2 separate regions of the Homo sapiens genome follow, and region 2 is linked to region 1. Evidence: chromatin loops called from intact Hi-C (ENCODE). Cell type or tissue: endothelial cell of umbilical vein. All regions are shown on one strand. Links, peaks and the distances in the headings refer to the core of each region. The heading gives the core; the rest is flanking DNA.

What was found. A loop is a pair of places that touch in the nucleus more often than their neighbours do. Peaks named below come from ENCODE experiments on the same cell type or tissue, not always from the same donor. Only the 100,000 strongest peaks of a DNase experiment are listed, where the experiment ranks them.
Region 2: it touches region 1 in a loop (5-fold over the local background); 9 of 110 quality-filtered maps call a loop at or near these places.

Annotation. Positions count from the first base shown.
Region 1 is chr11:131,668,011-131,679,195 of GRCh38, reverse strand. The region is part of intron 1 of NTM (neurotrimin); the gene reads right to left. Among named protein-coding and RNA genes, the nearest start is that of NTM-AS1, 10 kb to the right of the region's middle. RefSeq lists enhancers at 931-1,534, 4,887-5,181, 8,344-8,844 and a silencer at 8,468-8,681. In endothelial cell of umbilical vein, for the core only: a CTCF peak has its summit at 5,046 (motif pointing right); a DNase peak (open chromatin) is centred at 5,055; H3K27me3 peaks cover 351 bases.
Region 2 is chr11:131,033,114-131,044,298 of GRCh38, reverse strand. No RefSeq gene overlaps it. Among named protein-coding and RNA genes, the nearest start is that of SNX19, 120 kb to the right of the region's middle. RefSeq lists enhancers at 5,448-5,517, 10,758-11,185. In endothelial cell of umbilical vein, for the core only: a CTCF peak has its summit at 5,562; no DNase peak of the experiment used is centred there; H3K27me3 peaks cover 114 bases.

The sequences.
Region 1 (11,185 bases), core at 1,354-9,353:
ATGTGGGAGGCAGCAGATTCCCAAATGTCAGGGGGGCTGACTTCCATCTGTGAGCAGATCATGGAGCAAACGACGGTGGCCTAGAGGGGATTCCAGCCCTGAGTGGGCACAGAGCATGAATGGAGAAGAGAGTGGACAGGGGCAGCAGCTGCTCTCTGTGAGCACTTTCTCCAGAAATGAGATATTTTTTATTTTAAAAGCAATCATGTAACATGATAGCTGCAATAACTATGATAAAATGATGTCAGAGGAAGCTGTGTGCAAGAAGACGGACGTGTTAGCCGAAGGTAGCTGCTTGTGGGGCTCCTGAACCACTCTCTCTCCATGCACCGATGTGCAGGCCCCGTCCCGGACAGCCTTGTTCTAGCCTCGCTTCTGGCCATGCCTCTGCTTCACACGGAGCGTCAGAAGTCCAGACACGAGAGGCTCAGTCATAGAAAGTGGACAGATCCAGTGACAACCTCTTCCCCAAGGTGGAAAAGAAACAGGAGCTCCAAGAGCTCTTGCCAAAGAAAGAGATGGGAGAAGAGGAAGAGAGAGAGAAGGAAGAAAAGAGCAATGCCCTTGAGGAACTGTGACATGTAGCAGCATTGGGCAGTAGAATGTCTAAAACTCCTAGCCCCAGTAGTCAGGCCTTTCCTGCATCTCACAGCTCCACACTGGGAGAGGGAGTACAGGAGGAAGGGCATCTGTTTCAAATGCTCCTCTTTCTCTGCCATGATCAAGCAGGACTCAGAAGACCTTGCCCTTGGGGCCTCAGCTGCCCTCATGGCTTCTGTGTTGAATAGAGCAGAAATACCAGAGAGCAGAAAGCTGAGTGGTCAGCGCTGGGCCAGACCTGGGCACTGCCCAGAGCCAGAGGGCTGAGCCACCTACCCCTGTGATGGTCAGGCCATCCAGCCACCAGACCCCACTGAAACCCACATGGAGACAACTCACGAGTGCCCAGGGTGTGCCCTTAGAAGGCTGTCCAGGGCCTCATCAGCACATGGTCAGGCACCTGTGTTCTCTCCTCCCTCAAACCCCGGTCCAGTCTGGGCCCCAGGCAGGAAAAGGGAGACAGGGAGTTTGTTACCAGGGGCCCCGGAAGCTGCAATGCTCATGAATTCCTTAGTTCTCCAGCCTCTTCACTTCATCAAGTCAGTAAATAAATAAAGCTGAGAAGGTGGTGGAGGGAAGGGTGACTCTGGAGCCTATTAGCATACATCTGCATATCAGTGAAGAGACAAGGTCCTGCTTCAGGAGAGCTGATCACTTGCAGATTCAAATCAACCCTGTGACTTTATAGTAGGGCTTGCTGACCAGCTGTGTGTCACAAGGCTCTGTGTTATAGGGCCACCAAGGATGGCATAGGAGGAGTGGAGGGGACAAGGATGCCAGGCCTCTGCAGGGCGCTGGTAATGTGCTGTTCAGTCCTGACATTTCCTGACTGCATGAGGTTGAGCAAATGGCGTAACCTCTCTGAAACTCTATCTCTGCATCTTAACATATTGCTCATAGGAACTTTCTGGGTTCTTATGAGAATTTGGGCTTCTCTTGGCAAAGCGCTTGACCCTCAGTAAATGCTCAATAAGCCATGGACATTGCTGGTACCAGAGGCTTTGGAAGTGGGCACAGAGGGATCACCACTTGACAACTGGAGAGGAGCTCAGGGTCATGTATGGCTGCGTATGCAGCCGTCCTGCCTGGCCAGCCTGGCTTTCATCTTTCCCCATAGTTTTCCTCACAAGTTTTTCAATCTCACTATGCAGTTCTAGCTTCAGGCACCTCGCTGATATGTTAAAAATAAATAATAAACGATTGCATTGGTCTAGCACTTTGCTAGAGTTTATTAAGGACTTCTACCTGTAATATGCCATGTCATTCCCAACACTGCCACGAAAGGTCCTCACTGCAGAGAAGAGGAAGTGGACCTCCACGGGAGGCGGGTGATCTGCGCAAACTCAAATGGCCTGAAGTGGCAGGACAGACTTCAGGCCTTGAGCATCCATTCCTGGCACTCACTGCCTCCCACATAAGTTGTGCTTGCAAGCAGGGCAGGGCTCGGGGACCTGAGGCCACCAGGGCACAGAGTTCCTCCTATCCCACCGTGCGGTTTCCATATGTATTAGATGCCAGAGGCAGATCTAGCTGCTGGTGATTTGGGCAACATCTGAAAAGTGCCCAACACTACCAATCAGTCTGTCATCATCAAAAATGTCAGTGTCAGGAAAGACAAAGGCAACAGCACTGCTCCAGATACGAAGAGTCTAAAGAGATATGGCAACAGAACGCAGCTAAGTGGACAGGTCCGTCGTGAGGCGACTGTAATAACGGACATTATTCAGACTACTCCAGAGGCTGAAGTGGATCTGGGCTAAGTCTCTGGAATTCATACCTTGTGTTGTGGCTGTGGAAGAAGACGCCTTGTTCTTAGAAGGTGCATAGTAAATATGGAGGGAAGCTGTTCAATACACTACTTTTATTACATTTTTGAAGGTTTAAAATTTTCAACGAAGAAAAAGTGCACCAGGCAGACTTCTTGAGCAAATCTGTCTCTCCAATGGCTAATTGTGGTGCCTGAAGGCCCATGTTAAAACATTTAATTATAGACTTCCTGAAAATATGGAATTGTGAAGGTCGTCTGATAAAACCTTCTGTCTCTTATGTGCTCCCTCCACTATGTGCATATGCAGGTTCACAGTCACGCATGCATGCGCACACACAGGCATACCCCCGCACACGCATGTACACAGGCACAGACACACACACACACACAGATACACACACCCTCAGTGCTAGAAAAACTCCAACGCAGCCCTTCACTTCTTTGGGTAGCTTAGACCCTTAAAATTTCCTTTATATTGAACAGATTGCTCCCAAATAACTTCTGTCCATCAGTCTTGGTTTTGTTTTATGTAATTATACAGAAAACATCTCATTCCTTTTCTACCAAACAGCACTTAAATATCTGAAAACAGTTATGTGCTCCCAAAGCCTCCCTTTTCAGTTTCTCTTCCCTATGTTCACCTGTTTTGAGACAAAATGGACCTTTGTGTCTTCCAACAGCCTCTTGCTAAAAATCAAATTATCCAGAAGAGAAAAGCAAGGGTTCAGGTTCAAGTCTCTCATTTCAAAATCTGGCTAAATGTCAGTCCAGTCCCATGGTGACATGGACCTACCCAGCTAAGTTTCCAAGGGTGAAACCATTGGTCCAAGGGGTTTGCTTGCCAGTCCTCTTCAACACCAAAGGTGAAAGCCATAAAAGACTCTCCCAGATTATGGATCTGGACCCCAGTCCTTGCCCCTGGAAGCAAAGTCAAGCAGACGTCTGGGCTTTTCTCTCTTCTAGAAACAGGGCCATTTTCTTTTAGGGGATTTAAATGGAAAACATCCTCTGCCTGAAGTCTTGAGTCACCTTCATCTGAGACGACACACAAAACCACAGACAAAATGCTGGCAGAGGGTCTTCTAAGTCAAGGCCCTCTGTGGAATTTTGTACTCAGACAGTCTGTGGGTGGAGGGTCACATGATGAGAAATGTACAAGCTTTGGAGTCCAAGCTGGGTGTGAATTTGGTCTCCTCTAGGATATAGCAGCTGCGAGAACTCGAGTAAGCCGCTCAGCCTCCCTCGGCCTCAGAGTCTCCTTTGGTTAAAATGAGATAATCCTACCTCCCTTATTGGGCTGTCATGAGAAATGAAAGAACAAAAATGCAAATTCTCTTGCTCATAGTAGGCACTCAACAAGCAATGATTAATTAATGCGGCCACCATTCCAAAAAGTTATAACAATGCATTTGGCAAAGGTTCAGTCTGTATTACTGGTTATGTAAGATACTAATGAATTATTATAATAACATTTGTGAAATCATATCCTAGCCAGTAATAAGAATTTAAAAATGTGTTGGGAAAACCACCCGTGATATATTGGGTTTGAGCCAAGAAAGCCAGTCGACAACAGATGAGCTACTCTGCTGTTTAATATACTTAATAAAACAGTGTAGCTGCCCGAAATTGCTGTCTTGCTAAACAGAAATATCCCAAGGGTTTAAACAGAAAAGATAAATGCTCTCTTCGTCTTATACAAGAACCAAAGTAAAGATGGAACTGGGGATCTGGAAGCTCAGGCAGGATCAGGAAGATGGGTGCTAGGCGAAGGTTGAGGTCTGCTCACCCGGGCTAAGCATTTGAAAAGAAAAGAGTCTTCAAATATGGTGGGATGAATGCAGGAAATGGGACTTTGGAATCCATCTGGCACACTGGGAGCTTTCTTTTCTAGCAGCAAGTGAGTAGCTGTATGAAGATCCAGATGAAAGGGAGAATATAAGACCAAATTCTGTAAACTATGAGCCCCACATCTTGGTCCCTAATCCATGCATGTCTTGGAGCTGCAATGAGTTTAGGTGCCTGATAACCTATATCCCGCGGGGAAGGTTTTTCTGTCTTTCAGAGAATTTCAGAGAAGCAGCATTACAGGTAACCAGACAGGGAAATCAGGCTTGCAAATAACAATGGCAATATTCTTGTAACTGCAAATGGGAACAATAAGGCTGGTTCTGTTACACTGAGCCAACACCAGATTCATGGGAACCAGAAAAAGACTACAATCATAGCAATGAATGACTTCAAATGAAATGAAGCAATCCCACACAAAGAGTTCGCTTGCCCGACTGATACCAGCGAGTGGCCAGCTCTCTGGTGTTTCAGCATCCTCAAGGCCAGAGCATCCCAGCTGCAGGGAAGCAGAAGCACCATCCAGGTCATGCTGATCACTTTACAGGCGACAAGCCAAGACACACTAAGGACGTCCAGCCGCTAAGCCACAAACACCAAACTGAGCTTTAGGATTGAGCTTTCTTCCTACTATACCAGCCTCTCCTTTTCAAGAATGACAGCCCTAGGAGTGACAAGAATGTCTTGGGTAGAGAAGGAAGACTTTTTATGAACTGCATTCCTTTTCAGTGAGCTCTTTCCAGTTTCAGTGTAGGCGGTGGCCAAGCACTTGTGCAGCACGTCTGCTTCTCTGGGAAAGAGAACGTGTGCGTGTGGCACTACTTCTCATGGCCACGCGAGGGCGCCCGCACCCCGTGCTAGGACCCTTCCTCCTGCCTACCTGCTCACCCTACGCTGTGTGTGTATGTTTTTTCCATGAGGTCAGAAGTATCAAGGTTGTAAAATAACATATTTTCACTTGTTTTCTTCCTACATCCAAGACATAGCATTTCTGAAGTCAATTATCTCCCCGAGTTGCCATCATCTCCCTACCCTCTTTCTCTTTGTGCCGCCTTTCAACCCATCAGAGTCTGACACCAACAGACGGGGGAGTGGAGGTGTGGGCAAAAATGAATTTATTTTTTCTCACTGGTGATGTCAAATCCTTGTTCTGGCACTTTGTTTTAAAAGGACTTCTGCAAACGTGAGATCTCTGTTCTCCAGCCTCAGGAAGGAGAGCCGAGAGAGTGGAGGGCTGCCATGCTGTCTACAGAGGGTCTCAGGTGTCACCTGGGCCCCCCAAGGTACAGGTCCCTTTAGTACCATTTGTCCAGCAGTGCTCCCAGTGAGGGATGGAAGAGCATTTTTGCAGAGTTCCCAAAAGCAGACAAAATTAGAGCAGCAAGCATCACCCGCTAACTGTATCACGTCACTGTCTGGCACCATATTTAAATGCAAGCTTTGTCCAGAGGTGGGCAGGTGACCCAGATGATGAAGAGATAAGAAGAAAGACACACACACTGAAACACATACACACAGACAATGAGGACACAATTTGCAGTTCTTACAAAGTACAGGCCTGGGGGCTGGCAGAAAGGGCCCTGTGATCCTTTTGGGGCCACCATAATGCCCTGCTCAGAGAAGGCCACCAGCCTCCTTTGTCCTCTAAGGTAGGCATCCTACAAAGTTAGTGGAAATGGACTGGTCAACCTCAAGTCTCTCCACTCAGGAGCCCACAGGCAGCCCTGAGCATCCTCCTGGTCACCAGCTGTACCCCAGTGGGCACACAGCAAGGGTTCTGGGGTCACCTTCTTGATCCATTGTTGTACTCACAATTTACCACCAGAAACCTCAGGAGTTTTCTGACCCTCCTGCCCTCCCTAGCCCTCTCCATCCCCATCTATTTTTAGGCTAAAGCCTAAAATAGACAAGGAACGAGGTCACTCCCCACCCCCACCCCGGCACCGTGGTCTTCTCTGTTTTAAGGGAAATAGACAAGGAACACGGTCACTCCCCACCCCCACCCCGGCACCGTGGTCTTCTCTGTTGTAAGGGAAATAGGCAAGGAACACGGTCACACCCCACCCCCACCCCGGCACCGTGGTCTTCTCTGTTGTAAGGGAAATAGGCAAGGAACACGGTCACACCCCACCCCCACCCCGGCACCGTGGTCTTCTCTGTTTTAAGGGAGAACTTATCGCAAAGCCTTTCTTTTGAAGGCCAGAAAGAAGAGGCCAAGGCTGGTCCATGGGTATTTGAATTCCATAAGCCTCCACAGAGGCCCTACTATGTACCAGGAGTACTAAATACCTAAGTAGAATTGTGTCCCTTTCCTATTGGCACCAGAGTCTAGTGGGAAAATATATATATGAATAAACATTCTGTCATACAATTAATGCCAGCCTACAGCACCATGAACAAGACAAGGTGGGTTTGAGCCTGGTCTGATGGGTGAATAGGAAGAGGCCAGGCCGAAGAGAATGGCCTGGAATCCCAGGGAGACTGAAAGGGTGAGGCACTCCAGCTGTCGGGGTGTCTGATGCGGTTTCCTCGGAGCTGCAGAGCCACACAGCGCTCATCCAAACACGCCCACGCGTGCTTCGTGAAGCAGGCCCAGTGTCCTCGGTGGGGGTGCGGTGCCTTCAAAGGAGGCTCATTTGCTCAAGTCGCCGCCTCTGCCTTCACCTGGCCCCAGAAGCCTGGCTCGCTGGCATCCCTGCCTGAACCCTCAATGCATTCGGGCCTGTGCTATGCTTTGAGGCCTCCCCAGAGGGGAAATGTTCAAGGGTCCCCTTGCTGCTCTGCTCCTGGTGGGGAGGGAGGGACAGCACCACGCAGGCTTGTTCCTCCCACACCTGCCAAGAAGGCCGGTCCTCCCGGACCCATGGTGTGGAAAGCCGAGTCCACTCCAGAAACAGGCAATTTGTGTAGAAAGACAAAGAGAAAGGGATGTGCACGTGGAGAGGAACACAGCGAGGGCACGCTGCGGGCCCCTGGCCATCTGCTGCTGAGAGGCGGTGCAGCCAGGGGGCAGCCAACAGCCAGCCCAGTGCTCTCAGGTGGAGCCGGGACAGAGGCCTCTTTGTCCCGGAGCCAAGCACCTGCTGCTGTCCAAGGTTTGGAGCCCCCAAACCTTGACTTGGCCTTCAGAGGGGCCTTAGCTCTCAAACCAACAAATATCATTGCCTCCACCAGCGTCCAGGTCATTACTCTGAGGCGAGCTCAGGGGACACACTTCTCTTTGCCACTTTCGATGCCACTTCTTTGATCGACCACTGTCGATGGGCGCTTTGTCACTCTCCAGTGGCCTGTGAATTAGCCCAAGGCGTCTGCTTCCTATACCGCTGAGTCTTGGTGGTTCTCACAGGGCTCTGAGCCATTTGCCACCTCTGCCAAGTCGCAGATATGCCCAGCCCAGCGTGGGCTCCAGAGGAGGGTGAGGGTAGCCACCGGTAGGCCCTGCCAGCCCAGAGGAGGGTGAGGGCAGCCACCGGTAGGCCCTGCCAGCCCAGGGCTAACACTGATTCAACCACATTCTCTGCAAGCCCAGAGCTGACAAGGCCCAGGCAAGCAGGAGCTGTGGTGGATCCTGTGAATATGCAGGTAATGTAGAAGGATGGAGACAGGTGTCCCTGGCCTTCCATAAATAAAGTGTGCAGTGATGGGGTTGGGCGGGGAGGATGAGTATAGACGCCAGATAGCGCCCCAGGGAGGCTAGGGGTGGAACTGGCCTTCTAGGCTGATTATGCCTCTGCCTGGGGGAGATAGGAATGGCTCCCTCCTGGCATCCATAAAGTTGCTGAGTGCAGACCTTACCTAGAAAGGCAAGGGCCAAAAGCCTCCTAGCAAGTTCTTGAGCAGAGCCTGTTGGGCAGGAATTCCTGGCGCTTTTGCTTGGAGAGAAACAGGGCTGGGAGGAAGGGTCAGAAGAAAGATGATGGGGGCAGGAAACAGAGAAGGGAGGATGGAGTGAGAAAGGACAGAGCAGGAGGAAGAGGGGAGCCTCTGCCGACAGTGAAGCAGAGGGAAGGACGTCTGTTTTCAGAAGGGGCTGGGGGCCACATTCCCTGGGAGCCTCCTGGGCCCCAGGCCTTTAGCATCTACTGAGTGAATACCTAGGATTGCTCACAGAGGGAGCAGAGGGGAAGGGGCTGGCTCTGATCACACAGCCACCTCGCCGGGCAGCATCAGAGGTGGTTTTAGCCTAGATCTGAGGCCTCCAAGAAGGGCTACGCCTCTCGGACAGCATCCATGTCGAGAAATGAACCTCCCTGACCCAGTGGGGTAGAGGAGCAAGTGAGGCAGGGAGGAGAAGGGGACACAGTAGTCCTAGCCCTCGACTGTCAGGCCTCCTAGCCTTGTCTCCTGCCCCAGTACCACATGTCCATTTCCCTTGGCCTCACCCCAGCCCCACTACAGCCTCCATTCCAGGTAGAGACTGAGCAGCTGGCAGAGAAGGCCCAGCTCCAGCGGAGCCCTGCTTTCCAACCCACGTTGCCACAGCACTCAGAAATGGGAACGAAACAGACAGCCACAGAATACTACATGAATGCAGACATGTATTCCTTAGCAAAAATAAATAAATGTATAAGAAAGAAAGAAGAAAGAAAGAAAAAGAAAGAAAGGAAGGAAGGAAGGAAGAAAGTAAGAGAGAGAGGGAGAGAAAGAAAGAAAGAAAGAAAGGAAAGATTTGAGAGCAATTTTTTTCTATTTTTCCTTCTTTGGTTCATTTTGCTTAAAACCTCCGAGCCCACTTTTTGCCAAAGGGGATGAGGGTGGAGTGGGTACTGGACGTGGCAGGAGAAGAGCTTTTGGGGCGCCTTCTGTTATCTTGGAGTGAGGCAGCTGATGTGATATTTTAATAGGGAACTCATTTTAATAGCCTACAAATGAGGAGTCAGAGACAATTAAAATTCATTTCCAATTAATTGTTTTTTCTTCTCTCATTACCAAGAGTTGCCAGTCAGACACCGACAAAGCCTTCAAAACAAAAGCAGCTCCCAGCCTCCGCTTCAATCGGACGCCACCTGGAAGGAGGCTCCGGAGAGTGCCAGCATCTTTGCTTCAAACTTCTCTCCCTTCAGCAAATGACTTATCCGGCCCCTTTGTGGGCAAGAGATCGCTCAAATCTTCAGAAGCTGGGACCTTCTAAGCCGTGAAGTCACAGACAAGTTTATTACCACGGAGCTGCAGGATACTTTTTTATAGTTTTAATATGGTTTATTTGCTCTCCTGAGGAATGGTCTCAGCAACTGCATTTCTTGAGACTGATTTAGCTTCCTGTCTTTCCCCTGCTGCCTCCCTTCTATGCTGTGGCCAAAAACCCAGGCTATGACAAACAGCCTGAGATGACAGAGCCTCACCTGAGCCTGGAGCCGGAAGCCTCGGTGCCCCCACCGCTGAATTGCTGAGTGACGTTGCCCTCCCCCCTCACCTGTGCAACAAGGTAGCCTCCTTCAATGCCCCTAACATGCCCCTAACATGCCTTCCAGCTCTACAACCTTCACTCTGCATTCAAAACACATTATCAGTGGCATCTATGAAGCACTTAATGGATGCTAAGTATCTCACATGCACACCTCACTTAATGCTCATAAAAACCTCCTTAAACAGATGCTTCTGGTAGCCACCAGTTCTCAGAGCAGGAAACCAGGCTACGGGACTTTTCCAATCATGGCGAGCCAGGGTTTCAGCTTGGCTGATTCCAGAGCCTGACCTCTTAACCTCTATTTCCTCCATGGTTTTGATCTCTGACCCCCTTTAACATGCCAGAGTTCCTGCAAAATCCTCAGCCTTGTTCTCTCTCTCTCTCTCTCTCTTTGGATGGGGGAAACTTCTAGTTAAACTCCTCACCTCATCTGGATCTGGATGACTAGAGTGGACAGCCCTGAATGACCAACCCTACGGGGCACAGAGAAACCGGGACAGGGACTCTACCGCATCTTTCCTGGTACAAAACCCAGAGGGGCGTGGTGGCTTCCCCAAGCTCCAGCCCCTTTTGAAAGCAGAAAGCTGTGCTCCCCCTACCGGCCACCACCAGTGGAACAAGTCTCCCCAAGGACTAAAGTTCTCACTGAGCCTTACTTTATTATTATTGTTATTGTTGTTTGAAATGCCTCATAATAACTGGGATAGATTTCTTAGGAAGCCAAATAATGGGATGCATTTCCACCCTGGCTTTATAATTAACGTTTGCATCATTTACCTTTCGTGGAAAGATTATTCTGACTAACGAGGTTCTGGGCCACTAATTCATTACACTGCCTTGTCACTTCCTGCTCCTTCTTATTACCCAGAAATAGACTCATTAGTCAGAGTTCAATGACAGGGAGAAATTGTGTTCCTTAATTTAATTCCCTCACTCACTTCTGGGCCCCATGTTTGTCTGAAATTGGGGATTAGAAGGGGGAAGAAAGGAGTCATCTTAAGTCTCTGCTTTAGACTCATTATATCCTGCCCCTTGTTCCTATCCAACAGGGGAAAGGGCCAGGAGAGCTTGTTTCGGTGGCCACGCGGGTGCTGTCCTTTCTCCACTCAAAGCTACAAGCAGGTGAGGGGCCACAGCCCAACCACTTAGGGACTTGTAACATATAATCAAGGTTTTTGTTTTTTTTTTAAAATCTCCACTCACAATTAGTAGTACTACCTGGGAATACTTAGGAATATCCAGGCATTGCTGATAGTAAGTGCTGTAGAAGATATTTATTTACAGATAGATAGATAGATAGATAGATAGATAGATAGATAGATAGAGGTAGATATACATGCACACATATATGCATGACACAAAGTGCTTCCAAAGTCCTCTGCCACAAGAACGTAAGGTGATATAATATAGACACTAACAGCCCAGGCTCGTGTTCCATTGGCATGAGTTCAAATCCTGCTTCTTCTCATGTGAGTTGCAAGGCCTTGTTCAAGATACTTAACCTCCCCTGGCTGCAGCTTCTCAACCACAAAATAGGAACGACAAAAGCTATCTCTCATCATTAT
Region 2 (11,185 bases), core at 1,207-9,206, 630 kb after region 1:
TACCAGTTAATAGGTTAATCAATTCACTGTTTGAAAAGCATCCTCCATCCAGTGTACCCACATGCATAACTACTTAGTATGGACAGGACGCTGCCTTGTGAAAACTTATGCTAAATGACAATACCTATGTATTCTAATTGGTAATGATGATTCAGCCGCTGGGCCCTAGGTGAGAAGTGGGCTCCCTGAACACCAGATGAAAGGCTCAGGCTTCTGGTTGAGGGCAAAGAAGAATGAGAAAAAGAAAGGAGAATGAGTAAGTGGGGTGAACTGTGTAGAGAATGAAGGCTTGCCTATACACATGGCTCAGAGAATCAGCCCTGAGATGTTGCTCTCATTCTTTCACTGATTCCCAAGCATTCGTGAAACACATTCCTTAGGCTGTTTCTTCTCCGGGTGCTGCATGTCCATTGACAGTAATGCGAAGCCTCTACTCCCTGGAGCTCCAAGCATACTCTGGGTAACGTGTGGAACCAGCAAAGCCTGATCCCCTGTAAGAATGGCTATAGCAAAGACGCAAATAAAAAGCTGTGGGGAGAAGGAAATAATTAATGCTTCCTAGAGAACCCAGGAAAATATCACAGAATTTGAAAGTCTAGAGCTGGATCTTGAGAGATGAATAGGTGTTTGCCAGATGGGAAACCAAGGGAGGCCCTTCCAGGTCAAGAGAACAGCGTGTGCAAGAAAGGGTAAGACTAGGAGCAAGATGAGGGGCTAAATTTTCATAGCCAGTGGCCCAGAGAAGCTGAAGCTAAGGGCAGTTTGGATTAGGGGTCATGAGATGGAATAAGAGAGAAAACACAGAGTCTTAAGGAGTCAGAGACAGGAGCAAGATGGCTGCAGGTGGGTAAGGCACCCTGGATGACAGCCCAGTGAGACTGTGCAAAGCAGGCCTTCAGCCTCTGTGGAACCTGACTGCAGGTGCATTCCATGACCCCCCAGGTGTGCCCCATCCCTGAGCTCCTCCAGCAGTATAAAATACCTCCAGGTCACAACTGTCCTTAGAAGCAGAGGTTCACAGAACAAGCATTTCAGTAGTCCCTAATCTACACCAAGCATTCATTACACCTCGGCTCCCAAAGTGCTGGGACTATAGGTGAGACTCCGCGCTTGGCCTTGTTTTCTCTACTTTGTATACTGTCTTCTCCACTGGTGCTTGCCCTCCTTGCCTCCTAAATGCATTGAGTCTCTCTTTTCTAAAATAAGAGAGGAAAGAAGGAGAAGTCACGGTCATCAACATCTGTGGGCCTTGTTTCCTCAGTGGCACTATGGTTTTCCCTCTTGTAAGAGTAGCTTTTACTTCCAGTTTCCATTTCTTACCGAATGATCTCTGTGACAAACACTGAGTGGCCACCCAGCCTCCCCCTGTTCCTTCCTGACAGGATTCCTAACTGGTTCAGGATTCAGGTATCAGGTATCCATCTGCTTCAAGGCAGACTGGTTCCTCCCAGGCCCAGGCATGAATCTTGTTTCTTTAAGCGAGCAATTCCCAAACTTTTTGGTCTCAGGACTTCAACTCTTCAGAATACCCTCTTCAATGACCTTTTGTTTATATGGGTTATTTCTATTTATACTTACCATTTTAGAATTCAAAATTCAGAATTTAAAAAAAAATTGTAAATTCATTTTAAACGAACAATAATAAGCCCAGTACATGTTAACATAAATAATACATTTTTAATGAAGAATAATTACATCTTCCAAAACGATTTGGTTAGATGAGTGGCACTGGGCTGCACCTTTGTAAATCTCTTAAACATGGCTTAATAGAAGACAGCTGCATCCCATCACTGCCTCTCCATTCAATCTGCTGCAATACTTGTTTGGGTTGAAGTATAGGAAGAAAATCTCATCTTTAATAATACAGGTATGCAATTAAAAAGAGAGAGAGAGAGAGAGAAAGAGGAATATTTCCTTTTTAGCTAATTGTGGATATTCTTCTTTGATATTCCAAAACTTGACAAGTGGTAATTTAGCTTAGTTGCAATGTGGAATCTTAAACCAAGTCCATGAACTTTTTCTATTATGTTTCACTAAAATCCATTTATTTCTCTTGTTCTTTGTATGAATCATTTACTCATGCATGATTTTGTAACAGCATGCCTTGGTCATTTGGAAAATATTGGTTCACTGAATTATTCAGATCTTCCAAATGTTGACTTGTTTACTCTGAGACAAAATTTTAAAAACTACATTTGTTAACATTGCCACTAATTTCATCACAAAAATCTTTAAATACTGAGAAACTGTCAAGCGGACACAGATACTGATTTTTCCAAAATTCCAATTTTCACTTGAAAACTCAAATTTTATTATTGTCAACAAACACTGTTGGTTGTTTTCCTTGAAGTGACTCACTTCATTCATTTTTGGGAAAATGTCTGCCAAATACCCACGTCTGAATAATCATAGTTTCTCTGTTGTTCTTTCAAGTAAAAATGGTGTTCTGTGGAAACATTAAATACTTCAGCTTATAACTCACGTAAGCACACATGCATTTTTGCCTCAAGATGACCAGGAAACAATCATACTTCAGAATGCAACAGAAGTGCCTTAGGTGTACCTACCAGTTTGTCACATAGTATATTAAAAAGACACGTATTGATGGGCCAAGATTTAATGAAATTAGTAACTTTTATTGCTTCATCAAGGACATTTTTAAGTGAAACTGGCATTGTTCTTTACTGTGAGCAGGCGGCAGTGAATAATACGATGGCTACCAGCAGAACTGGATGCCACTCCCTTGATTCATGCTAAGGTGCTGGCAGTTTTACCTGCCACTGTTTTTTACAAGTTATTGGTTTAGTCCTGAGTGCATGAGGCAACTTTGGCCTATGACTGATGTGTTGAGAGACTTCTTGGAAGGTCTCACTTATTCTTAAAACTGGAAAGGCATTTCCTTTTATGACTCTAGACATTGACACCACCTGGGACTTCTGGAACAGCAGGAGTGGTCTTGCAACCATGAGGGGAAAGCCAAGACAATCACAGAGAAGTGAATCCTGCAGCTTGGGCATAACTTTGAACCAGTGAATTAGTCAAAGTGACCACACCCCGTCTCTGAAATCCTTGTTCTGTGAGATAAATATCTTCTTGACTGAGCCATTTTTAGCTGATTTCCTTTTATTCGAGTTGATACAGTCTTTGCCGTTGCGGAGGCTGCAATCTACCTGGGTTGAATATTAGCAAATACCTTGTTATGTAGATCCAGTCTTTCCAGCCAAAATATAAACTCCTTGAGAGAAGAGTTTCTTTATTACTATTTTTTTATTATTATACTTTAAGTTCGCGTAATTGCTTTATGCATGATAAACAAAGGCAGTAGAAATCAGGATAAGAGTGATCCCCTTAACTTCAGCAAATGTCCCTGTAATCTGATGCCCTCGTTTTGCTCTATGATCTTGCTGCCAAATCTTGGGTGAGTGTCCTTCATTCTGTAAGACACATTCTTTTCCTTATGAGTCCCCATCACTTATGTCATCTTTCACAAACCTTTTCCAGATCATTTGTTTCATAAAATATTACTTAGTGTCTGACCTATCTTCCACATCCCCAACCTCCACACTAAAATATCAGGCAAGCATACATATAAAAAGGTTACAATAATAATATAATAAGTTTAGTTATTACATATATAAATAATGAGTATTAAGGCATAGACTGAATTAGCCACAAACATATCTTGGAAGACAGATCTACAAACCCATTTATCTCACCCTCAACCATGGGCATTTGATTTTCTTTCTTGAATAAATATGTGAAATTAAGGTGATTTTGTTTCATATTTAGCCTCTGGAAATTTTCCTTGAATGTCTTTCACTATGTTCATTGAATCTTGGATAGAGTCAAAAACTTCCTTTCATCTCCATTTCTAATCAATTGCCTTACATCTGAAATCTGACATTTACTGGTCGTGTGACTTGGGCAATTAACTTGGCTGCTTTGTGCCTTAGTTTCTCCATTTTTAAAATAAAAATTGTAATATAGCCTATCTTAAACAGTAGTTATAAAAATTAAAGAATTAAAAAACATGCACTTCAGAAAATGCCTGACACATTTTAAGAGCTCAAGAAGAATTAGCTATCATTACATTCTTACCATTAGCAGCATCATCGTTACTTTGCCTAAATGCACTGATTCTGCACCCTTTTCTATAGGACGATCATCTCCCCATCTCCCAGCTTCTGGCAAGCACCACAGAGCTATTTGCAGTTGCCATTACTTCCTTTTCTACCCTTGAGACACATGAAAAAGTTGCAGAAAAATAACAAGAGCGTATACAATTTTCAAGAAAGAAGAGGACTTAGGGCTTTTTTCTGGTGGTTTTCCTCATGTCTACTTTCTTGTTCTATTTATTTTCTGTCCTTGACCCTATTATCCTCTTTTGGATTCTCCCACTTCTTCTGCCTTCCCCAATCTTCAAGTGTTTCTCTACACCTGTCTCCATACTTGAGTTTCACTCTATTTGTATTGTAAGAGCATTTAAGGGAAGAACAAATTTATCCTTGTCATTCTTATTGACTCTGTGGTCAGAGTTGGAATCTCAAGCAATTGATTTTTGTTTGTGTATCATTTTGATATACTGTGGTTCAGTAATTTTCCAGAAGGGCAAAGGTCCTATGGCAGATGGTGGGTGTCCCCTGTGTGATCAAACACCAGATCAACTCTTATATTTCAGAAATTAACAATTCCCACATGAACACTTTGGAAAACAAAAAGAATACATTATCATTTCCCTTGGCAAAGGGCCAGGCTGATCTTCCACCTATTAAAACCCTGAAGACAGCCCAATGGATAAGGGTCTAAAAAGAAGGATCAAAAGTTCTCGATTAATAAATTGTCATATCCAAACTCTTACTGCCAATAATGATGCCCTTTCCATCCAAGGCCAGCAGCCTATCGAAGTTTTCTTTCCCACTTACAGACACAGATACATCTGGGGATCTTTCCATGTTTAACTTTTCTGGAACCTCTTAGTTTATCTCACATTCCCATCTCCGCTCTTCTGCTTTGGTTATATATTTTTGGGGGTTGTTTGTTTACCATTTTTATTGCCAAACTCACTTTCAAAACCCATCTTAAAAGTTATTTTTCTTGTTGACTCTTGCTCATCCCCTCCCACTCCCAGAACTGGTCTCATCTGGAATTTAGGCCAGTTAAAGACACCAGAGAACTTGTGCATAGGGTGAGTGTGTCCGCCATCACCCAAATCTGAATACATTTGAAACTGAAGGGAGGTGCTATTTATAATTAACTTAGGACCTCGGAAGCAAATTGAGACTGCCTTAGACAACTCAGAAAAGATGGTCACCCTCTTACATGGAGATGCTTACTACTATTTCCATGGTGAACTGATCATACAATGCAAACCTTCTGCAATTGAGCTTTCTAGTACTGTGCTGACGTTGGACTTGTATTTTAAGCAGTTCAGGAACATGTACATTCAAGCCATCAGTGGAGGTCACTGTCATGATGTTTAGATCCGCCCCGTCTCTAGCTCATTCGTCTATAATAAACTCTCTGCTGCCCCTATGTGGTGTATTCTTGGTTTGGCCAACAATACCCACTCCACCTTCACATTCCCCATTCTGGAGAAGGAACAACAAAGCAAAATTAATGACATCCGTGAGGAAGAGGAAAAGGAAAAAAGGGAGGTAAAAGCAATTATTTTGAAGATATCAAGATTTCTCCCACTTGCCAGGTGCAGTGGCTCACTCCTGTAATCTCAGCACTCTGAAAGGCCAAGATGGGAGGAACCCTCGAGTCCAGAGTCGAAGACAGCCTGTGCAACATAGTGAGACCCTATCTCTACAAAAATTAAACAAAAATGGCTGGGCGTGGTGGTAGGTGCCTGTAGCCCTAGCTACTCAGGAGGCTGGGAGGTGGGAGGATCCCGTGATCCCGGAAGGTCAAGGCTGCAGGGAGCAGTGAGTCCACCACTGCACTCCGGCCTGGGCAACAGAGAGAGACCCTGTCTCCAAAACAAACAAACAAACAAAAAAGATTGCTCCCTCTTTTTGACAGACCTAAAAATAATTTTACTCCTTTACCCTATCCCTTTCTTCTCACAAGAGTCATTATTACGTGACTGTTTTTTCCATTCCCAAAATCACGATGAGATTGGGGATTGGAGGTCTGTGCCAGAAACAGACTAGCGTGGAACCACAGTGGACCACGTGGGGTCAGCAAAGACCTAATGTTGGATCCCCTTTTTAAGCATCCAGCAGGCTTGTAGGCTTCTCGGGGAAGTGCTGCAGGTGGAGTTGGGGGAGGGGAGTGTGTAGCCCAGGAACTGAAGGGACAAATGGGACCAGCTAGAAAGGAGTAGAGCAAGAAGATGGAAAGGCAGGACTGAGTGGGAGCAGAGCCTCGCTGGAATACCCTCACTGTCAGCAAAGTGGCTTTTCAGAGGAGCAGCATGCGAGGGACAGGCTGGAAGGTCAGGTCGGGAGGGAGTAGCCACAAAGGAGTCTCACTGAGGAAGAGAGGTGAGTGTCACCAGAATCCTCTACCATCAGAAAGTCCTTTGATGTAGAGTGGGAGCATCCTATCACCTCCCACCCAGCCCTTCCCTATTATTGAAGGGGCAGTATCCACAAGAGGTAATAGGGCACACAGACTCTAAAAACAGTGGATGAGAAAACACCAAAATCATATCCAGGTCTCCTAGCCCAGGGGTCCTCAACGCCCCCAGGCCACAAAGCCCTACCGGTCTGTGGCCTGTTAGGAACCAGGCTGCACAACAGGAGATGAGTGGCCGGCCAGTGAGCATGACCGCCTGACCTCCGCCTCCTGTCGGATCAGCAGCAGCATTAGATTCTCATGGGAGCGTGAACCCTACTGTGAACTACGCATCTGAGGGATCTAGGTTGTGCACTCCTTATGAGAATCAAACGAAATCCATGGAAAACTTGTCTTCCAGAAAACCGGTCCCTGGTTCCAAAAAGGATGGAGACTGCTGTCCTAGCCCACCAAATTCTGATCATTTGGAATCAGGACTTCAGTGTGCCCGTGCAATTAAAACATCTAGAAGACAAAGGGATAATTCCTGTTTCTATCGGCCTTGTTACCTGGCATTCAGTGCTTAGTGCAGCCAGGGCTCAGAGAACAAGAGAAAAGAAAGCCCATTGGTTCTACTCTGGCTTTCATCCTCCTCCAGGAGTCCCCAGTCTCCCCTTCACCTCATCTGGCCCCATTAAGTGCTTGAACCCAGACGCTGACGTCTGCCCTCCGTACCTTGGTGTTTAGGCCTCGTGGAAAATGACTTGCTTGTGAATAGCTGATAATGCACCTGTCAAATTCTACATATGGCCAAGATCCTTCTGTTGGTTCCTCACACTCAAAGTGCCTTGTTTTTCTTCAAGTACTATCTGAGATGTCTCTACGGATTAGTGTTTATATGCGGCAAGTACTGCAGTTAGTTAATAATGTCAAGATCATTGAGCTTCCCTAATGAAAGAGATACACAACATCAACTGTCATTTTAAACAAACATGCAATCAGGATAGCAGTGCTGAAAATATGATCTGCCTAATTTCATGGAGATGATGCAAGAACCAGGCTGCTTTCACAGTCCTTCCACTGGCGAGCTCCATTTCACAGGATTTCAGGGGAGAAACGGTGGATTTTCACAAGAGCCGCAAAACTGCCGGTTCTGTGAAAAAGAAATTGCTTCAGCAGCTGGAATCCAGGAGGACAAATAGGTACACTGATTATATCTTCATTGTTCACCAGAGCCACAGCACTCAGTAAGTTGTAATTATGTTGTGAAGAGCTCAGTTCTGATAGTCAAGCCCTTCCCCATGTGAATATAAACAGTATTTTTCTATTTGTTATCAAAGGCTTGCAGCCAATCCTGTAGTATACATATATATACACACACACACATACACATATACATTCATGTATGTGTATGTGTGCATGTGAGTGTATATATATGTGTGTGTATATACACACATACATACATGCACACAGTATATGCAAACCTATAGAATTAAGATCTTGCAGCCAGGCGCAGTGGCTCATGCCTGTAATCCCAGCACTTTGGGAGGCTGAGGCAGGTAGATCACTTGAGGTCAGGAGTTCAAGACCAGCCTGGCCAACATGGTGAAACCCCATCTCTAAAAATATAAAAGTTAGCTGGGTGTGGTGGCGCACACCTGTAATCCTAGCTACTCAGGAGGCTGAAGAGAATCGCTTGAACCCAGGAGGTGGAGGTTGCAGTGAGCCGAGATCGCGCCACTGCACTCCAGCCTGGACAATGCAGTGAGACTCTGTCTCAAAAAAAAAAAAAAAAAACATCTTGCCTGTTTTATTCCAACAGATTAGAGCTGTGGGCACATCAGTATGCCTCCCAGTCAGGTTTCAGATAAGATTAGCTGCATTCGGACAATTCACTGGCCAAGGGTCATGCAGAAAGAATAAAAGAAGTAGGGTAGAAAACAAAAATATGGATGAATCAGTTGGGTGCTTGGATTATACAAAATAATAGGGAAGCTAAAGACAACTCATTCTGGAGACACCATAAACTGAGGTTTCCATAATGACTATGAGCCACCTCTGACCAGCTTTCTGATAGACCATTCAGCAAATGGCACATTTCTGGTGGCCTCATTTGTCACTGATATGCCTGCACACACAAATCTCTGGCAGTTACTAAAGTGTTCCATTGGTCATTGTCCTTTGATTTCAGCTTTCTCGTAGTTCCTAAAATCTTGCTCTTTCGGGGATCAGCTAGGCAGCAGCTCTGGATATTTCCACTCCCTTGTCTATGTGCAGTGCACAGAGCCTTGGTAAACATGACCAGCCTTGACTGGGGCAGCTACTCATCTGACCTAGGAAATCTATCTTGATATATTATTAAACCTTAAAAAATAACTTTAAAAACGTCAAGGCTAAATCACCATAGGAGTTCTGAAGCTTAGTGAGGAGGGAGAAAGCAGCCACAGAAATGTGCTCCTTTCCAAAAATGACATTCCCTCCATCTTCAGATAGTGGTGACTTGGGCGCCAAACTCCAGTCAACCAAATGTGGTTACTGATCTTATATTTCTTCCATCCTTCTTCTCATTCAAAGACCTTGCTCCTATTTGAAGGAAACAGAAGAATAAAATGGAGAAAGTTGGTGAAACCCCATCTCTACTAAAAATACAAAAATTAACCGTGCGTGATGGCATGCACCTGTAGTCCCAGCTACTCTGGAGGCTGAGACAGAAGAATCACTTGAACCAGGGAGGCAGAGGTCGCAGTGAGCTGAGATCGCGCCACTGCACTCCAGCCTGGGCGACAGAGCGAGACTCTCTCTCAAAAAAAAAAAAAAAAAAAAAATGGAGAATGTTATAGACTAGAGGCTTGTAGATCTTATTTTAATTCATGTGTTAGAGTCATTTCTAACACATAGTGAATTGGATCCTCGTACTTTCGAAATCCTACCATCAGAGACAATGCCTTCAAGGTGAACTCTACAAATAAGACATCATTGGTGCTCAGCAACCAAGGGTAGAAGGTTGCCACGAAGCAGTGGCCAGAAGAGGTTGGAGAGAATGGTGGAAGAGGTAGAATAGATAAGTGGTTAAGAATGGGGACTCATGTCAGACACATCTGGATTCAAATCTCAGCTCTTTAATTTTACTAAGGGTATCATATTCAGCAAATTTTTTAACCTGTATTAATTTTCTATTGCTGCATAACATATTACCATAAACTTAGCAGCTTACTGCAGCACGTAGTTATTATCTTACAGTTTATGTAGTTTAGGAATCTCAGCATGGCTTAGATGGGTCCTCTGCTGAGGGTCTCATCAGCTGTGATCAAGGTATCAGCCATGCTGCATCCTCATCTGGAGGTTTGACTGGGGAAGAATTTAATTCCAAGTTCATTTAGGTTGTTGGCAGAGTTTACTTCCTTGCAGACATAGGACCAAAGACCTCCAATTCCCACTGGCTGTTGGCTAGAGGCTGCCTTCAGGTCCACCAGAAGTGCTCTAACAAATGGCTTTCTCTATAGGCAGTTCATGGCTGTTTTCTTCTTCACAGCCAGCAGGAGAGTCTCTCTCACTCTAGTCTGCCAAGACAAGTCTCATATAATGTAACAAAATCATGGTCATGACATCTCATCACATTTGCCATATTTTATTGCCAGAAGCAAATCATAGGTTCTACCTGCACTGAAGTGGGAAAAGTTATACAGAGAGTAACACCAAGGGGTGCACATCATGGGGTCCTCTTAGGAATTGCCTACCACATTCTACCCTCTAGTTATCATCTGGAGAGAAAATAATGTAAAAAGTCATTTTTGAAAGGTAGAAGGAAGAAGTGTTTGAGAATGTAGAAATCCCAACTCTTCAGTTTTACTAAAGCTGTGACCTTGAACAAGTTTCTTATCCTATCTGCTTTTCAGCTTTCTCCTCTGTAAAATGGGAGTCATAAGAGTAGTTACCTTATGGGTTGATGGGAAGATTAAATAAGGGCTTGTAAATTATCTAGAAGAGTGCCTGGCACTTAGTGAGTGCTGGGGAAATGTTAACTTAATCAACATGTCCCTCTTTGCAGCAGACTTGGAAAGAGTATCTTTTGGGCATAGCTTCTTTAAGCCTATATCACTTGTCAAATCAGAGGCAGAGCCAAGGCTACAACTCAACAGCCAAGAGCCCAGGTGAGGCTGTCACTGGTCTAAGCCTGTTGTGCTTGCTGAACCTGATTCTGCCACTCCAGCCATCCTTCCCCTGCTGACTCAGCCTGCCCTGGGTGTGGGGAGGGGCACATTTCCTGTAGAGAGGTCTGGTAATGGCCACAGTGGCAGGTCAGGCAGCATAGTGTGGAAACCTGGCTCTCCTTCAGGGACAAGTGGATGCTTAGACTTTGGAAGCAGGTTGGAGAGATGAGGGATAAGGTCTATGATGCTCTGCAGAGGGAGGCAGGGGTGTGTGGGTGGAGAGAAAGGAAATGAGGGAGACAGGGCCACAGTAGATACCAATGGAATGTGCTGAGGTGACCTTGCTCTCTGCGGCAAGCTCAGCGCAGCAGAGGAGGTGATGACTTGCAGTTTTCCCATCAGTGCCGCATGAGTCACTCTCCATATGGCTGGTCATGTCTATCCCCTCGTTTCCCATATCAGTTTAAATGAAGGCACTGCGTGTATGTGCATGTGTGCATGGGTGCACATGTATGAGTGCACTAACCAAACAG